Regions from separate parts of the Homo sapiens genome. Here region 1 is linked to region 2. A link is a loop called in an ENCODE intact Hi-C map of the cell type or tissue named here. Cell type or tissue: CD4-positive, alpha-beta T cell. All regions are shown on one strand. Links, peaks and the distances in the headings refer to the core of each region. The heading gives the core; the rest is flanking DNA. Region 1 holds the start of LOC124904325 (a long non-coding RNA gene). Region 2 has its middle 120 kb from the start of PTGR3.

Region 1 (11,110 bases), core at 1,708-9,707, 49 kb before region 2:
AATGCATCTGTGCTCATCACAGTTCAGGCTCTGCCCATGAGAAAGTCCCCTTCAGACACTTGTTGGATCCCAATTTCTTGGTCATTGCCAGGACCAGAGAGTAAACCGTTGGCCTGCTTTAAAAAAAACAAAAAAAGTACATAAAAAACTTACCCAAAGTGCAAGTCATTCCACATAGGAAGTAGAGGAATTGATCCAACCCATTTTCTATGTTCTTCCTTCCTCCCCAGGAGGCTTCAGGTAGCTCATCTACCTGACACTGGCCCTCCATAAAGGGGGCAAGTAAGAGAAGGAGCTTTGGACAATGCAACTGAGATTGTATTTTTAAACCCCATATCGATGAACAAAATGTGCTTGTTTCCCTAATAAACATAAGGCTTTGGAAAAAAATGTTTTAAAAAGGGAAAGAAAGAAAAAAAAATTAAAGCTGTGCTACTGATTCAGCCAAAATGGCTAGGAGAAGCAACAGCCATCTCCCTGCAGGAGCAACTGCACCCGTGGGGCCCACACTGAGAAGGGAGGCAGCGTTCCACAGCCAGAAGGAACAGAAGAGGAGCTCGCAAAATCATCTGTTGGGGAGGAGGTGTTTTTATTAAAATTGCAATTGTTGTGGTACTAATCAGTGGTAATTATCATTGCACTCACCCAAACCCAGCCCGACGCCGCCGAGGGGGGCTGCTGCCTTTTTCGGAAGGGTTGTGTTTCAGAAAGGAGATTAGCATCAACACTCCAACAGGTAACCCGTCCACAGGCCTCCCTGAAAAGGGAGCTGAATTACTTGCATCAATATTTGAAAAACAAGCGAGGCATATCTCAGACTCAGGAGATATGCTGGAAACTAGAAAAAATAGATTTTTTTTCATATTTACTGCCAGATATTGCTGTGTTACACGGCTATATGCAGATAGAGGACACGGTGAGGCTTATCATGCCAGTGATAGATCCCGCGCTGTCTTTAAAGGAATCAATCATTAATTTAAATCGTTTATAGCGTGGCTGTTAGCTTGTTAACCCATTTTCTTCTGTGTGGGAAGAAATTGAGTGACTGCGGGTATATGAGCCTTGGAATGAAAGCGATTTTTTTTTAACGGGTCGTTGCTGATGGGTCTCCTAAGTCCTGCTTCTTACTTTGTCATTTTAAAGAAAGATTTTATTTTGAAAATTAATATCACGGAAGCAATCAGTGTGTGGAAAGTTCACATGGTGAACTTCTAGAAATGTGAGAGGTAAAAATTCGAACATCTCCCAACCCTCTCCAAGCCCAGTCTGCGGGAAGAGTCACCCGGGTGGGCTGTCACCTCCACCTGTGAACTCGCCGCTTTTGCTTCTTTCCTTCTTGTCCCTAAGGAAGTGTAGGCGTCAGGGGAGACTTGGTTGAGTGGTTTTCTCTTTGTGCCCCAGCTCTACTTCCTTGGACTGAGACCTACATCCTTCCAGCTACCTATCATGCATTTGAAGACCAAGTCATATGTTCCAGTGACTCTGCATGCGTGGCAGGCTCTGCTGGGAGCCACGGGGGCATGCAGAGGCAAGGCCGGTGTTCCCGGGGCCTGTGATCCAAGGGAAGAGGTGAGACACAAGCCCTGCAGGAACCTGCATGTGCCGCCTTTGCTGTCAGCGCTGCCGCAGCTGTGTCCCGCGATGGCAGCCAGGAGAGCCTGCAGCAGGAAGGCTGGTGCCGGTGAGGAGGTCCGGGAGGGCCAGCATGGAGCGGAGGACTGAAGCGGGTCTTGGAGGATCTTAGAGGATGAGGAAGCTCCAGGAGGGAGGCTCACAGCAGTGCCTAGGTGCAAGGCAGGTGGCCTGGAGCACTGAGGAAGGACCACTGACCACTGGCTGAAATGAACATTGTGGGCGGGGAAGGGGTTTGACCTACGACTTCCGGGGAGTCTCAATTTCAGATGTCTTTTCCCACTGTCAAGCAACTTGTCAGACTGAGCCTTCTGGTAGCAACTGGGAAGATAGTGCCAGCTCTTTAGGGGAATGTGAGGCTTTTGGAAAGTGAGTTTAGTCCCTAATACTCCAATAAGGAGATTGGAATTCATCCCGTGGGCCGTAGGAATCCATCCAGCGTTCTAGTCCAGAGAACTGTCTGAGATGGCTACACTACTGTGACCAATGACCACAAATGTAGTGGCTTAAAGCAGCACAGATTTCTTCTCCTACCCTTCTGGGGGTCAGAAGTCTAGAATGGGTTTGCGGGGCTATGTTCCTTCTCCCAGTGAGAACACATCCCCTTGCCTCTTCCAGCTTCTAGATGCCACCTGCATCCCCTGGTCCATGGCTCCTTCCTCCATATTCAAAGCCATGGCGCAGCACCTCCAATCTCTCTCTCTGCCTCCATGGTCACTTCTCCTTCTTGCTTAGATCTCCTGCCTCCTTCGTATAAGGATCCCTGTGATTACATCCAGTCCACCAAGACCACCTCTCCATTTCAAGGTCCTTCATCCCAACTGCAAAGTCCTTTTTGCTGTGTAAGGAACAGATTCACAGACTCTGGGGACTAAGATGTGGACATCTTTGGGGGAACGTTATTCTGTCCATCACAAAAATGGCCCAGTAAATAATAACAACAGTAATAATGCTAAGTGGAGTGCATTGAGCACTATTTAGTGCCAGGTACTTCTTCTGTATTTTGTCTAACCACTACCATGTGGTAGATAATACTCCCACTTTACAGAAAGACAAACCAAGATTCAGAGCTGAAATGACTTGCTCCCTGTCCTCCTAACTTATAAAAACCTGTCTTGGCACCAAAGTGTCTGACTCCAAACCAAAGATTTCTACCAAAGCAGCATCGGAGGACGTAGATGTGATATTTTGTGCTTGGTTGTGGTAATAGCTTAGTTTCCATAGGTGTCTGTGACTTAAGTAGCCTGGAAAATGTCTTTACTGAGCACGTTATTCACCAAGCTTGCACCCAATGCCTGTTATGGACTGGGCTCCAGCCAAGTCCTGATCCTGAGGGTCTCAGCCCAGTGCAGGTGGCAGAGACCCTCTGAGCCTCCCACGAGTGCAATAACAGGCCATGAACGAGGCACCACTGGGCCCAAAGGAGACAGCTTTTCCCTCTGTCTGGAAAGGTTAGAGAAGATTTCCCAGAGGGGAAGACATTTGAGCGGAGACTTGAAGGTGAAGAATGAGGAGGATTTTATCATGTGCAGGAGGCTTGCGGCTGGGAGGGGAGGACAAATCAAGCAGAGGACATTGCCAGTGCAAGAATGTGTGTGTGTGTGTGTGTGTGTGTGTGTGTGAGAGAGAGAGAGAGAGAGAGGGAGAAACAGAGACAGAGTGAGGCACAGGGACAGAGAGATACAGAAATACAGACAGAGAGTCAGAGACAGAGACAGGCAGAGACAGAGAGATACAGAAATACAGAGAGAGAATCAGAGACAGAGAGAGGCACAGAGACAGAGATACAGAAATAGAGATAGACAGAGACAGCGAGATACAGAAATAGAGAGAGACAGATACAGAGACAGAGAGACAGAGAGAGGTACTGAGACAGAGAGATACAGAAATAGAAAAAGAGACAGAGTTAGAGACAGACAGAGAGAAAGACACATAGACAGAGAGAGACAGAGGCATCAAAGAGAAAAGACAGAAGGGAAACCATGTATGCAGACGCAGAAGAAAGTGAGAGACAGAGAGGGGGACAAGGAGCGAGGAATCCAGAAGCTCTGGACTAGGAGGGAGTGAAGGCCTGAGGAAGGTGCGTCCATGCTGCATTGAGAGCACTGAGTGTGGAGCACAGCGTGGGAGGAGGGCCCGGGGAAGGTGGGGGTGACCGCCTGGGGTGCGTCCTGCATGGCTAGGAACCAACTGTGCAAATGTGGGGCAAGTTTCTCAGCTCCTACAGTCCCACTTTCCTATCTAGTAACAGAGTTAGGTCCAATTATTTCTGGGTCTCTCAACATTCCAGATGGGCTGGTTCTAGCTGCTCTCAGAGTTTTCCCGCTGTGTTGGTGTGACCGACCCAGGACAGACATCGCTGCTCTTCCACTCCTGGCCCCTCCAGTGTGTGCTGATGGCTGAGGAAGGGACTCTGGAGATGCCAGCTCCCCAGCCATCAAGCCCAGGAGGCCCCATTCCATGAAGCCCCCAGGGCCGGCAGCAAAGCCCGGGGCTGGCAAGGGGAGCAGGTGTGTTTGCAGACTGGGTGGAGGCCGGCTTCCTACGGGGCTCCTCTCCTCTCCCTCCACTCTCTCTCGTCTTGAAAGACCATCCCACAATCCAACTGCAGGACACACTCGCGCTCAGGAGCTCAACTGAGTTGCTACAAACGTGAAAAACTGGAAACAACCTGAACACCTACCCACAGAGGACGGCTGAGTAAATGATGTGCATCCACATGTGTTACATTTTGGAGTCATTAAAAAACACGTTTATGAAATGTTAATGGCCTGGAAAAATGCTCATCACAAAACGTTAGGGCAAAAAACAGTTTCTACTTTCTGGTTTTCAAACTAGGAATATAAGTTAACCATTCAGAATTAAATTTGAAAAGCAATAAAAAATAAAAATGTGAGGTTGTTTTATAACAATCGTACATGTATGTCTGCATATGTAGACCTGTGTGTGTGTGTGTGTGTGTGTGTGTGTGTGCATGTGAATGAAAGGAAATATACCAAAATGCTAACAGATGTTATTTCCAGGAGGGAGAATTTTGGATAATCGTTATTTTATTTATATTTTTCTGTATTTACACATTTTTATAGTAAGCATGGATTAATTTTTTATTCTGAAAATAGAAAAAAAATACATGAACAAAAACATGGTGATTTGCGCCGCTTCAGATGGGACCATGAGTCCATGCCTTGAGCTCTGTGTTGGGTGCTGATATCTTTGGCTTAAGGCAGCTTCTCGTTGGGTGAGCACAGACATTCTGAGATGCCGGCTTCTGGGTGTTCTGATACCTGGAGATGCCTCTGAGCCAACTGGGGCTCATGCAAATTGTTCCATCTGCCCAAAGTGGCACTGGCATGCCCCGTACCACCACCAGGAGCAGGGCCTCATGGGAGGCATTTAGGTCATGAGGGCTCCACCTTTATGAATGGATTCATGACATTATGAAAGGGCTGGAGGGAGTTTGGTCCTCTTTGTCCTTTCACCCTCCAGAGATGAATGGATTCATGACATTATGAAAGGGCTGGAGTGAGTTTGGTCCTCCTTGCCCTTTCACCCTCCAGAGAAGGCAGCGTTCCAGGTACCATCTTGGAAGCAGAGAGCAGTTCTCACCAGACACTGAACTGCAGCCCTCTGGCCTTGGACTTCCCTGCCTCCAGAATGGTGAGAAATAAGTTTATGTTCTTTATATTAGTTTTTCTTTTTTTACTTTTTTTTTTTTTTGAGATGGAGTCTCACTCTGTTTCCCAGGCTGGAGTGCAGTGGTGCAATCTTGGCTTAGTGTGACCTTCGCCTCCTGGGCTGAAGTGATTCTCCTGTCTCAGCCTCCTGAGTAGCTGGGACTACAGGCCCACGCCACCACACCTGGCTAATTTTTGTATTTGTAGTAGAGATGGGGTTTCACCATGTTGGCCAGGCTGTTCTCAAACTCCTGATCTCAAGTCATCCACCTGCCTCGGCCTCCCAAAGTGCTGGGATTACAGGCGTGAGCCACCACGCCCAGCCAGTCTCTGTTCTTTATAAATTACGAAGTCTGTGATTCTCTGTTGTAGAATTGACTCAGACAGTCAAAGGCATTTGTTTTACAATTCATGTGTCTGCATTCTTTCCCAGGTTCTGAGGCTGAGGATGAAGATGAGGGCCCTGCCCAGAGCTGGGAGAGGTGGAGCTGCACGAAGATGCCACATGGTGAAGCAAAACCTTAACATCCCATCGCCTCATCTTTCAGGGGCTTCTGTTCCGGGAAGTGGCTCCCAAGAAATTACTGGTGGATTGTTGGTGCTCTGAGGGTGAAGAGGTGAAGGAGGAAGATAAAAAGGAGCAGCCGCAGCTTTCCGGTGTAGCCCCCTCTGCTCTGCCCCGTTGCCCAGACACCCGGCGTTGGGCATCAATGGAGCACAAGTACTGTTCTCTAGGCACATCCGTTCTGGGACCATTCTCACATCCTGAGGATAAATTTCTACAACACTCATGCTGTGCTCTCCCTGAAAATTTTGCCTCTGTTTTGAGCCATTATAATGATTCAAGTAGAGACTTCAGAGAAATACCGCCTCTCATGAAAAAGTCTCAGTAAATACACTCCTCAAAATTTTCATTCTTAATATATCAGTAGCTTTTCAGTTCATTATAGTGTTATTAGTCAGTCTTCATAAAAGTGCTATGCATCTTTATTAAAAATGGAAGTTCACATCATTTTATGTTCCCATAAAAATGGGTGGTGGTAGCTTTGATTAATTTCTTCACATACAGTGAACTTTACAGCAAATTGGACAGTGTAATTCAATTCCTATTTCTGCAGATTTTTTTGTTGGTAGAAAATTGATATCATTCATATGTAATCATATTGCCTTTGCAAGAGATATTTAAGAAATAATATCCTGAGGTAATGATCGCATGGCTTAATTATTAATACCGTACTTTCACATGTGGAGCGCACATTCCTTTTATCAAGCTTGACTTCTATCAGAAAATATTTCTTCAGTCCAGATTCAGCTGCGTGTGCCACCGACGTGCACATGAGTGTGTGTGTGTTGGCGCTTTAAAACTGTTTCTTTTCTTCACGGCTTGAGCATCGTTTCTAGGGTAATCATTGGTATGAAGAGGTCTACCAACTTAACTATAAAGTCCAAGCCAGAGGGAAACCTGAAAAATAAGGACCAAAATTCAGACGGTCCCCCACCCACCACCCACTCCCCAGATGCCAAGCAAATCTACTGGGTCTCTTTCAAATGAAACAATTGCAGACCAGAAAAAGTTTATCAGGGTTTGGATGCTGTATTAGGGCTCTCCAGAGAAGCAAACCGTGTGTGTGTGTGTGTGTGTGTGTGTGTGTGTGTACAGAGAGAGAGAGAGAGAGAGGTTTTTTTTTTAATTATTTTTTTTGAGACAGAGTCTTCCTCTGTTGTCCGGGCTGGAGTGCAATGGTGCATCCTCAGCTCATTGTAACCTCTGCCTCCCAGGTTCAAGCTATTCTCCTGCCTCAGCCTCCTGAGTAGCTGGGATTACAGGTGCGCACCACCATGCCCAGCTAATTTTTGTATTTTTAGTAGAGACAGGTTTCACCATATTGGCCAGGCTGGTCTTGAACTCCTGGCCTCAAGTGATCCACCCACCTCGGCCTCCCAAAGTGCTGGAATTACAGGCATGAGCCACCGCATCCAGCCGAGAGAGTTTAAGGAATTGGCTCACATGACTGATGGGGCTGGCAGGTCTGAAATCTGCAGGACAGGTGAGAGCCGGGGAAGTGCTGATGTCATCGTCTAGAGTCCAAAAGCTCTCTAACTACCTAGAGCAGAATTGCTACAGTGGGTCATGCCTACAATCCCAGCACCTTGGGAGGCTGAAGCAGGAGGATTGCTTGAGGCCAGGAGCTCAAGACTAGCCTGGGCAAGAGAGCAAGACCCTCTCTCTAAAACCTAATGTTAAATGACGAGTTAATGGGTGCAGCACACCAACATGGCACATGTATACATATGTAACTAACCTGCACGTTGTGCACCTGTACCCTAAAACTTAAAGTATAATAATTTAAAAAAAAGGAAAAAAAAAAGAATTCCTTCTCCAGAAACCTTTGCCTTTGCTTGGAAGACCTTCATCTCATGGGTTGGGGCTCACACACATGACAGATGGTCATCTGCTTTACTCGAAGTCCACTGATTAGACGTTCATCACATGGAAAAACACCTACACAACAACATCTGTACTGGGGTTTGGCCATCAGCGCCATGGCCGAGCCGAGTTGACAGGTGAAGTCAACCCTCTCAGGTGTTCTGTGAGTGCTGACTGGGCCATCCTTGTCACGTGCCTGTCTTCTCCAGGAGGGAGGCCCCATGAGTGCTCCCTGACAGCTCCATCCTGTCTACCTGGCACAGGCTTGTCCTTTCAGGAATACGGGGTCCTCGGCACTCCTCTCAGGCCGCTCTCCACCCTGACTCCTGAGGGGTTCCAGCTGCTTCTGCTCCTGAGATGCCTTTCCAGGTTCGCCATCCGTCCTTCCCTGAGGACGTCCCTGCCTTGTGGCTGTGCACATCCCGCTGGGTTGGTGCAATTCGGGCCTGCTGGTATGCACTTGGCAGTGAATAGGAACCCTGGTTCTGGCAGACACATGCATCCAGAGCCTACCTGGGGCTCATCTCGAGCCTGCGATGAGAGAAGGAACTGGGCCTTCTCCTGGGAAGCAGCCTCTGTGGCACAGTACTGGTCCCTCTGAGTGTGTCTGGTGGTCCTGGGCCACTCTGTGGCTGCTGTGGGGGCCAGGAGCCTCGCAGGGCTTGGCACCTACGAGCTGGATTCCAACCGAAAGGCAGCTGGGCTGTGGACACATCCATGTGACTGCCGCTCACAGAGTCAAGAATGCATTGCGGTACTTGGAAAATTCATGAATAAAAGACAGCTTTGGGGAAAAGATAGATTGATGAACTACACCGCTGGGAAGCCCACCTTCTGACCCCTCTTCTTCCGACAGTGTTATGGGATTTGAGGCTCCTATGCCAGGTTGTGGCTGAACGCCCGGCTCAGGAAGAAAGGGAATGAAACGTTGCCTGAGGAAAAGGGGATGGAGCCCAACACGCGGGTCCTTGTTCCATCGCGCACTCTTCACTGAGGAAGAAAACTGATATGTGCAAGGGCCAAGACAATGGTGTGTGGCACACTCACCTGTGTGTGCACGTGTGCTCATACACACATGCATGGACACACCCACAGACACAAAGACACACGTGAACACAGACACACAGAGACAGACACACATGAACACACAAAGACATACATGGATACACACAGACACACAGAGACATATGGACACACACAGAGGCACCCATACACATGGACACACCTGCAGACGCACACATGGATACACACATGAACACACACAGGAACATACAGACATATACCCACAGAGACACGCCCATGGGCACCCACACACACCCACACACAATTCACACTCACACACAATACACATCTACATACCAACTCACACAATACACACACACACAGACATACACAGGTACAGCCACCTACCACCTACACACATTTTCAGTCACACGCTCACACACTGATTCACATGCACACGCCGCACGCTGTTTGCTGGGTGCACAGTGGGTGCCCACCTCCCGCAGCTTTCTCCGCAGGAGGCCCTGGGCAGCATCCTCTGGCTGTCGGAAGAGCACCCCGTGCAGAGCCCCTGCCTGGGGAGATACAGCCCTGCAGGGCGCTGTGTGCCCTGATGCGGTGCCAGGAAGTGCCCTTCCTCTGGGTCTTGGGAGAGCTCCCCAGGCGGCAGTGCGCTCCCTGCCCTGCTCCCAGCACACATGCTGCTCCCTTCACGGGTGAGACGACTGTTCCAGAGCACGTGTGGAGTCCAAGCCAAGTGAAGCCCCTCTGTGCTGGCACTGTCTGGCCTCTGACCCCGGCTGGCACAGGTAAGGGCAGTAACCCCATACCTGTGCCCCCCCAGCGTGCCCCTGACCCTGGGAGCAGAGCCGGTAGTGGCCAGATGATGGCTTCGGTGTGGTGATGGCCGTGGTTTCCACCTGGAGCCTTCACAGGATGGCTGGCATCCCTCCCGCACAGCCCCGGCCCTGGCCCCCGGGATGCCACCTTCCCCCGGGGCCCCTGTGCTGGCTGCATCCTGGATGATGCTGAGCTCCCACGCTCTGCAGAGGCCCGAGAGAACCACCCGCCCCAGACATTCTCCTTTAATTAAAGCAACACACCAAATAAAGGTTCTGTTGAGCAGCGACCCCCCTTCCCGTCTTGGAGCTCCTGCCATGCAGTCTTCTGACAGTATTTAGGTCTATGGTTGGAGCCCCAAATGGAGAGAAAGAAAGATGACCCGCTTTTCTTAAATCACAATCTAAACTTGTTTGCAAGGAGCTGAGCTACAGGCAGTGTAACCTGGGGCTTCTCAAGACAGGTGCTTTGTCCTTGAGCTTCTAGACAATTGAGCAAGAGCTTTCTGGAACTTCCCCAAGGAGAGGGAACCAGGCAAAGGAAGAAGTATTTGAAATCAACAGGTAAGGCCACAGTGTGTGGGCTCTGCGCCAGAGGGGAGGATGTTTCCGGCTGTGAGAGCTCAGCCGCGTGCAGACAAGGAGCAGAGAGGACTTGGGCATGACAATGCCATCTCTCCAGCTCATCGGGGAGAAGTCCAGAAGGAGATGGGCTTCTGGGACTAAAGGGGCATGAAAGGCACGTTGCAGGAAAGAGGCGCACCTGTGGGACCTAACAGTCCCAGAGAGTGCCCATCCCACGGGGACCCACAGGGCTGTGGTGTCCTTCAGTGGGCGTCAGCCTCCTGCAGACTCCATGGATGGGCACTGCCATGCCCACTCACAGGTGAAGACGCTGACCCTCAGAGAGACTGAGTGACCTCACATGTGGGACCGAGGATCAGTGACCATGCTGGGATCTACCACTGAGCCGCGGGGATCTTTTGGGGAAAATGAACTCTTCTAGGGACAATAAAACATGAACAAAATTGCATGTCTCCGTATAGTTTGGATGGATCAAAAGATGTGTGGAATATGAGCATGTGTACTTGCTCTCTGTTTGAAACACACGACCACCCCTTCCACGACATCAGCATGAAGAAAGAGTGACCAGCCGCGGTCCCCAGGGCCAGCCCGGGAGAGGTACCTTTGGGACCATTTCCCTCTGGGGAACCGGTGTGAGGCAATACCGCCTGGTGAAAAGGATAAAGGGGCCTCACCTCAGGGCACAGCACCCAAGAAAGTCCCCTCACGTCCTCCGCAGCTCTGCTCTCAAGAAGAGAAAAGAAAACTCCAGGAATTGCCGGCGTCGAGTGGGTTCAGCTGTTCCGCGCTCCAGCTGGGACTGGCTACAAACCTCACCAAATGCGAGGGGACTGGCTTCCACCTTGGGCTCTGTGTGTATCATTTCCACCCGAAACAGAATTGACTTCATCGCAGCAGCAAAACAAAGACAGCTCTGAGTTATACTGTAATTCACAGCGGGAGATTTATGA
Region 2 (11,110 bases), core at 1,030-9,029:
CTCAAATTACTAAAATGAGGAATGAAAGCAAGAACATTACAACAAACCATATAGAAAAGTATTATAAGTGAATACAATGAACAACTGTATGCCAAAAATGTAGACAACAAAGACACGTTGAGCAAATTTCTAGAAAGACATAAACTACTAAAAGAAGTAGAAGAAATAGGGCTGGGCGCAATGGCTCACACCTGTAATCCCAGCACTTTGGGAGGCCAAGGCAGGTGGATTACCTGAGGTCAAGAGTTCGAGACCAGCCTGGCCAACGTAGTGAAACCCTGTCTCTATTAAAAATACAAAAATTAGCCAGGTGTGGTGGCACGTTTCAAAAAAAAAAAACTCTGTTTCAAAAAAAAAAAAAAAAAAAAAAAAAAAAAACAGACGTAATAGAAGATTTAAATAGACCTGTAAGAAGTAAAGAGATTGAGTTGGTAATTTTAAAACTTTCCACCAAGAAAATCCCAGGTCCATATTGGCTTCACTGGTAATTTCTACCAAAAATTTAAAGATTCAGTACCAATCCTTTATGCAATCTTCCAGAAAGCAAAAAGGAGAGAACACTTTCCAACTCATTCTTGGAGGTCAATATTTCCCTGATATCAAAGCCAGACAGACACATCATGAGAAAACTACTGACTAATGTCTCTTATGATTATAAATTTTAAAAATCCTCAATAAAACACTAGCAAACTGAATTATGCCACATATAAAAAGAATTATACACCATGATCACATATGCAAGGTTGGTTTTACACCCAAAAATCAATGAGACGCCATACCACTACAGTAAAGAAGAAAACCACACGATCATCATAATAGATGCAGCAGAAGCATTTGACAAAACCAAACACCCTTTCATGATTAAAAAAAAACAACAACAACCTAAAAAAGAACTACAAAAAACATCTCAACAAATTAGGAATAGTTGTGTACAACCTCAACCTGTAGAAGGGCATCTATCGAAAACTCACAGCTAACATCATATGTAATGGGAAAAGACTGAATTATTTACTCTTAATATAAGAAATGAGACAAAGATGTTCACTCTTAGAATTTCTGGCCAATATTTTACTACTGTATGTCCTAGTGGGGCAATGAGGCAAGAAAAAATAATAAGAGACATTTGGATTGGAAAGAAGTAAAATTATTTTGTTTTACAGATGACATGATCTGACATGTAAAAAATCCTCAGGAGTTCACAGAACTTTTTTATTGCTAATAAATTATTTAGCAAGGATGATAAGATAGATTAATATACAAAAATCAACTGTGTTTGTAAAAACAATCTGAAAAGAAGAAAACAATTACATTTATAATAACATTAAAAAATAAAATACCAGGAATAAATTTAACAAAATAAATGCAAGACTTGTACAAAAAAGCTACAAAACATTAGTGAAAGAAATGAAAGAAAATCTAAATAAATGGAATGACATCCCATACTCATGGATTGAAAAACTCAAAATTGTTAACATGGCAATATCCCTCCCTCCCCTGCTGCAATTTTTGCAGAAATGACAAACTGGTCCTAAAGTTTATCTAGGGATGCAAAGGACTAAGAATAGACAAAACAATCTTGAAAAAGAACAAAGTTGAAGAGCCCCAATTTCAAAACTTAATATAAAGTTACAGTCATCATGACATGATGCTACTGGTATATAGACATAGAGATCAATGGGATATAATCAAGAAACCAGAAATAAACTCTTATGTTAGTAGTCAGTTGATTTTTGACATGGGTGTCAAAACAACTGTTGAAAAGAATAGCCTTTTCAGGCTGAGTTCAGTGGCTCACACCTGTAATCACAGCACCTTGGGAGGCTGAGGTGGGAGGATCACTTGAGCCCAGGAGTTTGAGACCAGCCTGGGCAACATAGCAAGTCTCCATCTCTACAAAAATTAAAATAAAAACTTAGCCAGGCATGGTGGCTCATACTTGTAGTCCCAGCTACTCAGCAAGCTAAGGTGGGAGAATCCTGTGAGCCAGGAATTTGAGGCTGCAGTGAGCTATAATCATGCCATTGCACTCCAGCCTGGGTGACAGAGTGAGACCCTAAAAAAAAAAAGGTTGTTTTTCAACAAATGGTGCTGGTGCTGGGACAGTCAGATGCACATGAGCTATCCATGTGCAAATAATGAAGTTGGATCCCCACTTCGTACCATACACAAAAATTAACTCAAAATGATCCTAATCCTAAATGTATAAACTAAGATGATGAAGTTCTGAGAAGAAAATAGGAGATTACTGGTTGCCTAGAACTGAGGAGTGACTGCTCTAGGTATAGAATTTCTCTTGAGGATGATTAAAATTAGATCCTAGTGATGGTTGCACAAATCTGTGAATATTCTAAAAATCAGAATTGTGTGCTTTAAATGTGTGAATTTCATGTTATTGTGAATTATACCTCAATAATGCTATTTTTAAAAAAGTAAAAAAGGGATAGCCAAGTGTCCAATAAACATACGAAAAACTGCACAGCTACATTTATCATTGGATAAACGCAAGTTAAAACCCCATTGCAATTTTACTACACCTCCACCAGAGTGGCTACAATGAAAAAGACACAATACCAAGTTTTGGCAAAAATACTGACCTGTGAGAATTGTCTTCCTTTGATATTCAGAATTATTAAAGAGCAGTGATTACAATTTCAGTGGTTTTGGTAATGGCAGAATGAACACTGGGACTGTGCGCCTGATGCATGAACAATGAACGGCTGCGGGATAGAGGCGCTGATAGCAAAGCCCGGGAAGAAAGAAGCCAGGCCAACAGCTGACAGCGCCCGGGATGGCCACGCTTTCAAATGGAGTTCTCTCTTGAAAGAAAATGGAATCCCACCCACCGAAGGGTCCAGGCTGGAGTGTGTTACAGCAGAACCGGCCAGGCCGGCGCTGCAGGAAACGCAGCGATGCCCCAAATCCTTGCTTCCGAAAGCAGCACCTGGGAGCCGAAGGCACAGCGCTGCCCAGGCACAGAGCCCAGCGGCCTTGCCCTGCGTCCGCATTCGCACAGGGCCTCTGCGTGCTTCCGGGAACATCGCAGTTTGAGAAGCTCTGTTTTAAAGAATGCTGCTCCTTTTACGGTCACTGTGGTTCCCACTGGGAATTCCTCCTGTCCTACCTACAATGCCGCAACCCTCCCAGGCTCACCGGCAGCCCCCACGCCAGCCTCTGAGGCCCTCCCCACGCAATTCCTACTTTGGAGCTCCTGGGGCCTGTCACGTCAACACTCCTCCAGCCTTCCAGGCCAACAGCCTCCAAGCTGGGCACGCCCGGGGCCTTCCGTTTGTCCCACTGCAAAGCCTTCCCTCTCCTCTGCCGTGAGTCTCCGCTGGAACACACGCGAGGGCGGCCGGCAACCTGGCAAACTCTGATCCAGGCGCCTTTGCTTTCTCGTTGTGTTGGTCTTCATTCATTTCCGCAATCCACATTACGTGTTTCCTCCCCTCCCACCACCTCTGACTGTGCTCTCCCTGTTTCTTTCTCCAGCCGAGGCTGAGGACGGAGCCCGGGGCCTCTGTGCCTCTGCGTGCCCCGCCTGTGGCAGGAGGGAGAGGGCGTCCCAGGGCCGTCACGGCCACCTGGGGCCTGTGTCCGGACCGCCGCCACCAGCTCGTGCCTCAGATGGCTTTCAGCTGTGCCGGGGCCCCTTCTCTTTCATACTTAGGAAGGGCCGGGAGGTGCCCAGTGTCCTCTAGGGACTCAGTCAACGCCCCAGCATAAACAGAAACCAAGAAAAACGTACGCACGTCTCAACTAGGTGGCCCCGAAAGACTTTCCTGGCTGGTCTAGTGCCTGTTTACACTTTTGATGGCTGTCGTTTTGTATTTACTAATTGCATCACATGGCTCTAGTCATCATATGTAACTTTTAAACTTTGCAGAACATTTCCCGCTCCAAGGAACTCAACTTGTTTCCTGTTTGTCCTCAAAACTGCCCAGTGACGTTCATAGTGAAGGAAGCAGGGATGGGGAGATCTAAAACCTCATCTCACAGAGGCCAGAGGTTAACTGCGCATGTCCCAAATACTCCAACAGCCCAAAACGCACAGATCTTTACAGAAATTATTTAGAAATCGATTGAAACGGGTTACTTTAAGATTTTCAATTTTATTTCTAAAGAGTGGTAGGTGAAATTCTAGTTGATGGGTTGGCAAGAAGTGATGTACCTGCATTGAATTTTCCAGTGTGTTGGAGACAGAATGAAAACTAGGCCCGTCAGAGGGGCATAGAGCACGGTGGGCTTCCCCACCCGCCCCTGGTCCCACAGACTTCCGCCTGGAAGACAGGTGGGGAAGCCGTGGTGGCCTCGCTCAGCCTCAGGAGCCTGGCGGGCTGAGTGTGTGAGCATTAACCCTGCTTAGTCCTCAAACCAGCTGCCTCCTCCTGCCGCTGTGGACCTGGTTGTGATCCTGTGATAAACAGGCTCCAGGCGGCCTCTCCAGTTCCAGGGCCTGCACTCGGCTCCTGCGTGCACCTGGAAAAGGGCTTCCAGCCTCCGCTCCCATCTCCAGAGATGCACCAGGATGCCCTTGCTTCGTGCACACAGCAGGTGTGGAGAGGGAGGAGCGCGCACCGATCGCAGGGCCCCTATGGACTGAGAGGCTGGAGGGGTCCCTCAGTGGGGGCTGTCACCATGGGCTTCTCACGCTGGAGTCCTCCCAGGCCAGGCCAGCCTCCTTGTCCACACCGCTCAGAGCAACTGGACACCGGGCAGGGCCTCAGCCGTGCCGTGCCCCACGCAGAGGACACTGGCTCTGGGGTATATCAGGCACAGGCCAAGCTGTCCAGGGGTGCTGAGTTCAAACGGTCCCATGGGGTGGAGGCCCTGTGTGGCCTCCATTAGAACAGTCCCAGGAACCCCACCCAGTGAGCAAATGTCTAAGCCACAAATCTCCCTGAGCTCCTGGGGGAAGCCGGGCTCTACCAGCCTCCAAATGGCAAGCTCGTATATCAGAGGTGAGCAGTAATGTGCAAAAGTCTGCTCCAGCAGACACCCTGAACCTGCAGGCAAGCACGGGGAAAGGGGGTGCCAGGGAACCTGGAGAGCTCTCCATAAAGGTGACCCTGGGCCACGAAGGCATATTTTAAAATTATATGCAAAAAAAAAAAAAAAAAAGGAAAGAAAGAAGAGGTTGCTGCTGTGGAAGCTGTGGCTAGCCTCCTCCTTTGGTCCTGGGGACCTGGGTGTGAGCTGGGTGTGGACTGGGTGTGAGCTGGGTGTGGGCTGAGGGTGGGCTGGGTGTGGGTTGGGTGTGGGATGGGGGTGAACTGGGGGTGGGCTGAAGGTGGGCAGGGCGTGCGCTGGGGGTGGGCTGGGCGTGCGCTGGGGGTGCATGCAGGGTCCAGGATGCAGCCTGCGGCTTTGCCACCCTATACACTGTGGGTTGGCCGGGGCTGTATATTCCTTGCACCTGATAGGTAAAGATTTGAACATAAGGTAGCATTTCCTTTATCATCTCCCATAAAAATAACAATTTGCTGGAGCCTTGCAGCCCGGCATGGAAGTGGCGCGTCTTCCTGATAATGCGGGATGACAGATAGGCCGTGCGGACTTTCGCACCCCACAATGTGCAGCATCCTCAGTTGTGAGCAGAGAAGGGAGGACAGGGCCGCGCTCCACCTCCAGTAGCCAAATAACTCAGCCCCGGCTCCGCAGTTACGCTGTGTGAAAACACGGGATTAATTAGACAGTGCTCGAGTGCCGCGTCATTAGAAGCTGCGCGCCCCTGCACCCGGGTGTGTCCTGTGCACACCTGGCCCCGACCATCCGACCTAAGGTCGTCCCCATCCTTCTACCGGTGCAGGCCTTTGTCATGTGTCTGCTCTTCTCACCTGCTCAACCAAAGGCAACACCAACGCAGGACGATCTGTGCACAGAAGTCCTCAGTTTGTGGCCCCAAAGGCAGGGAGGGAGGTGGCGGGAGCGCCACTCCCCGACCAAGAGCGCGGTGTGGGGAAAGGGACACCGTGGCCATGTGGGCCGTGGGCCTGAGACTTCAGTGAGAGAAGTAACCACACTGCTGAGAGAACCTTCCAGAACAGCGAGTACAAAGGCCACGGGCGCCAGCTCGGAGGCTCTGGTATGGTCCCTTGCCCAAGGCTTCATGGCCACACACACTCACTTGAGGCAGCGCGTTTGCTGCTTTGGCAAGGTGGGGTCTGAGGCCCAGCCAGGGGACACGCCCAGGCCCTCAGCTTCCTCCTAAAAACCCACTGTCAGCCTAAGGCGGTGAGGACCCCCACTGCCCAGAGGCGGAGTCTTTCAGCCAGGACATGGCCCTTACCGTAGTCGAAGGGAGAGCCCAGCTCTGCAGGCCTTGGACAGCATGCACTCTGCTCCAGGAAGAAGCTGGGGATAGAACTTTCTGGAAAGACCCAGGCGGTGGGTAATGTCTCAGGAGTTGAGGCAGAACCCAGGGTCAGGAAGCCCACCAGATGGCGGCTTCCTGCTGCCACACACATGCACGCTCTCACACAGTCACACACATGTGCATGCAGATGCTTACATGCATAGTCACATGTACACATGCATACATATTCACACAACACACCTTCACACGAATATGCTCACACATGTGCACACACATGCACCACATGCATGCAGACTCACATGTACATATGCATCATGCCCACACACATGCATATTCACACACATGCCCTCACATGTGAAGTCACACACATGCATGCACACATTCACATGTACACAGATGCACACATGTACATGTGCATTCACATGCACACATTTGCACACATGTTCATGTGTGCATGCCTACACATACACACACAGTCACACGTGTGTGCACACGTTCACATGTACACACATGCACACACAGTCACACGTGTGTGCACACGTTCACATGTACACACATGCACACACATGTACCTATGTGCACATTCGCGTGCACATCTATGCACACATGTTCACATGCGCTACACATGGGCATGCACATTCACACAGGCATGCACAGCACATGTGTAAATATGAACACACTCATGCTCACATATGTACATTCACATGCACATGCTCACACATGGATTCAGACATGTACATGTTCATGTGTTCATGAATGCTCACGTGTGTAAGCACACAGTACACTCATGCATGCACACTGACACATATGCACACTCGTGTGCACTCACACATGCATTCATTCACATATACAGCCACACACATCACATTCACACATGCTCACTCTCATATGTACACTTACACATGAGTGCACACTCACATGTGTGCACTCATGCTCATGTGTGCCCTCAGACTCACGTGTGCACACACACTTTCACAAGTGTACACACACAAGTGCACACACACATGCACGCTCTCACATGCACTTCTTCACAGGCTGAAGAGGTTGGAGTTGTCCTGATAGCCTCTCCCTCCTCTTACACCTATGTTGGGGCATCAGCATTCCTTCCGTCCTTCCACTTAGTAGGACTGCCATGTGCAATTTCAAGTCCACCTGCTGCTGAAATCTGCTGGGAGCAGGTTTCATTCAGGGGAGGAGGTTGTGACCCTAAGACCACCCCCTGATCTAATATTCCATGGGAGATGCAGAGCCAGAATCTAAATCCACATCCTGGGGAGCTAGGAGCCAACAAGGCGGCCGCTGGCGATGGAGGAGAGTTCAGGCTCCACGTGAAGTCCATTCACATCCAGTCTTGATGTTCTCTTGGTTGGGAGACCCATTCACCCCCAGTGCCAAAAACAAAACAACAAAAACAACAATAAAGATTTTAGAAACCAAAAAGTTTTCGAAAACTTGCTAAGCTGGAAGCTGAACCCCGTTTTACTCCATGCGGGTAGTGGCTGCCATCATGAGACACTCAGTGGTTCTGGAAAGTGTCTGGACAGCCTAGCACACCGGGCTTGCTGCTGTGATTCCTGACACACTGAGAAAACAGCAGACTATATGTGGGGTCTCCCACACTCAGAGCTGGGATCTTAGTTGTGTTTGCACATATCCTAGAAGGCACCCCTGCCTCCGGCCCCAACCTCCATGGCCAGGCAGTGAGCGTGCAAATCTTAACCTTCCAAATAACAGACTCAAGAATGCTTTTCATCCAGCCTCATCAGGAGCTGCTGAGAATGGTCCCTGAGAAGTGAAACTTAGATGGGGGTGGGTAGGCAGAGTGGAGGGCCTGCGAAGGAGAAAGGGACCAGAGAGAGAAAAAATCCAGTGATGAGAAAATAAAGTAATTTAAGCTGAATTACACTTAAAATGACCTTTGCAATAGGTAATAGGCAATCCAAGACAGGAAGAAAGAGCTGAAATTCAACAGACTGAAGTCTGCCTTATGGCTTGAAAAATGGGAAATCCGAGGGCAGGAAAAGAGAGCAGGGAAAGCACAAGAAGTAAAATGAAGGCTGGCGAGGGAGAAGTCATTTTGTGGAAGGTTAGGATCATTAGCAAACGGAGAAATGATTAGCAGGAAAGTTCTCAAAATTAAAGAGACTTTTTAAAGAAGAAGAAAGAAGCTTTGTGGAACTTGACAATCATAAAAATGACATGGTGCAGACAGTGTCTAAAACGTCTGAAATGAACACCTGTACAGGCATCGTGTGATCATCGGGCCTCACAGGAGAGAAGCCCAGGTTTTTGGCAAACTGGATCTTGTTCTGGGTGAGTAGCATTGATCTACTTTGGATAAAACGCTCAAGGAAATGCGAATCTCTTCAGCAAAGACTGCTTTTCTGGAAAAGAATTTATTTCCGTCTTCTTTCTGCTCGTTTTGTGAGGGACCACTACTACTTTCTCCCCGCAAAGTCCTTTTTGGCAACATCTCATTTTTGCCAGGATTTAATTTCTTTTTTGTTTTGTTTTGTTTTGTTTTTTGAGATAGAGTCTCACTCTGTCACCCAGGCTGGAGTGCGGTGGCGCAATCTCGGCTCACTGCAACCTCCACCTCCCAGGTTCAAGCGATTCTCCTGCCTCAGACTCCCAAATAGCTGGGACTCCAGGCATGCACCGCCATGCCCAGCTAATTTTTGTATTTTTGGTAGAGACGGGGTTTCACCATGACGGCCAGGATGGTCTGGATCTCATGACCTCGTGATCCGCCCACCTCGGCCTCCCAAAGTGCTGGGATTATAGGCGTGAGCCACCGCACCCGGCCTAATTCCTTACTTAGTGGGGTCATGAGTAATTTTATTTTAAAAATTTTGGTAAATTTAGAGAAAAGCTAAAAAACACAACTCTGAACTCCAATTCATAAATGGAAAAGTGCATGTTTGTTCTGTGGGATTCATGTGAAGGAATTCATTTATCATGTGGTTAAAACCATAAGATGCTAGAACGGCACAACGCTCACCCTGACAGCAGGGAGGGAGAGCTTCCTAACACGGCTCTGAGTTAAAACGGTGACACCTTCCTGATCTGGGCTCACCAGGTTTCCAATGAAACGAAATGGGCTGAAGTTTCGAGCTCACTGATTTTCCATGTCAGACACTGTGGTTGATATGGAGCCGCACAACTGCTCTGGCAGAGCCTCTTGGATCCACTCCTGGGTTTGCTAGCTCCTTCCAGTCAGGCTGTAGGGATGCTCAGCCTTGAGGCCAGTGTGGTGCGGCAGCAAGGAGCCTGCTCTCCAGGAGCTCAGGGTCGGGTGGTGGAGACACAGTCGACAAATGACAAAGTTGCTTCCTGACACTGATAAATGAGGAGCACTATTTTAAATTTGATGTCAGGAAAGTCCTCTCAGAAAGAGGGAGGTCGGGGCTGAGACTTGAATGATGAGAAGGGATTGGCCTTGACTAAAGAAACTTCTAGAACAGCAAGTACAAAGGCCTCAAGTAACCAGGGAGTAGCAACACTCTGCAGGTTTGGTGTGTTTGGGACTGAGACATAACAATTAAAGCCAGGAGGCAGGTGTGGACCTTGAGATGGTGAGTGGTTTAAAATATGCTCATCATTTGTTTGACATTCCCTTCAGAAGGTGGAGGCAGCCACCCCTTGAGTGGACTTAGTGAATCATTTCTAGCAAATGGAATAGGCTGAAGTGACAATGTATGACTTCTGAGGCCAGGTCTTAAAAGACACTGTAGCTTCAGCCTGTGTCTTGGATCACTTTCTCAAGGAAAAGAGGCTGCCATGTTATGAGGATGCCAAGCAGCCTGTGGGAAGCCACGCGGTGAAGTCACGTGAGTACATCACCCTGCCCGTGCCTCCTCCGCCTCAGTTGAGCCTTCAAATGACAGCAGCCCCTGATGACACCTTAACCCTGAACTGGACCCACCCAGTTTAAGCTGCTCCAGAATTCCTGACCCACAGCAATTGTAAGGGATAAATACTTGTTATATTTACATCACTACATCTTGGGATAGTTTGTTACACAGCCATAGATAACTCATGCAGATGGGAGGGACATGATCTGACTCACTTTGGTGAAAGATCATTCTGGATTGTAGGAAGGAACAGTAGAAGCTGTTGCAGTGGTTCCGGTGAGAGATGATGGTGGCTTGCACAGGCAGATGGCTGCAGATACCTGGAGAAGTCACCATCTGGAATTCAAAGCATGAGTCAGGAGGAGGGTGAAAGAAAGACAGGTCAAGGATGGCTTCTAGTCTTTGTCTTAAGACAACTGAGAGAACTTGGTGCCATTTACTGAGATGGGGAAGCTTCTGGAAAGACTAGCTGTGTGTGGATCAAGAAGTGAAGCCAATGGAATGTAGCCAGGACAATGAGAGGTGAGACCAGCCGGAGGTCCAGGGATCCAGGCAACAGGTGCTGATAGCTCCCATGAAACAGCTCTCCTTTTCTCTTCAGCTGGGTTAGATTGATTCACAGAAACGATGGGCAGGACTTTGGCCGTCATCTCACCCAAGTGGCTACTTGGTGGAAGGGCTCAAGCCCCCTCTGCCTATAGACTCCTCCCTGGCTCCCCTCCAGATAAGAGAACATCCTTGCCTTGCGCTGTTGGGTTCCTGTTCCTCTCTGACAGAACTCGCCTGTAACACTTAGCCTGGAGGAAATCCACACAATTCATGTCTAGACAATTTGTGTCTAAATCCGTGGATGTAGATCCAAGATTCAAGGTTCCACCTGCCATGAAGGCAACCTCTTCTGCTCTCCCAGCACCCGCTTAAGTCTTCTTTTGGGGAGGGAAGT

The links. Hi-C counts contacts between places; a loop is a spot of excess contacts. Peaks named below come from ENCODE experiments on the same cell type or tissue, not always from the same donor. Only the 100,000 strongest peaks of a DNase experiment are listed, where the experiment ranks them.
Region 1: a loop joins it to region 2, with 4 times the contacts of the local background. A loop is called at or near these places in 2 of 110 quality-filtered maps.

Annotation. Positions count from the first base shown.
Region 1 is chr18:75,132,415-75,143,524 of GRCh38, reverse strand. It overlaps LOC124904325 (a long non-coding RNA gene), which reads left to right and starts at 3,845. Exons shown (of 2, transcript XR_007066416.1): 1 at 3,845-5,289; 2 at 5,740-6,516. In CD4-positive, alpha-beta T cell, for the core only: no CTCF peak of the experiment used is centred there; no DNase peak of the experiment used is centred there.
Region 2 is chr18:75,082,378-75,093,487 of GRCh38, reverse strand. No RefSeq gene overlaps it. Among named protein-coding and RNA genes, the nearest start is that of PTGR3, 120 kb to the left of the region's middle. In CD4-positive, alpha-beta T cell, for the core only: no CTCF peak of the experiment used is centred there; no DNase peak of the experiment used is centred there.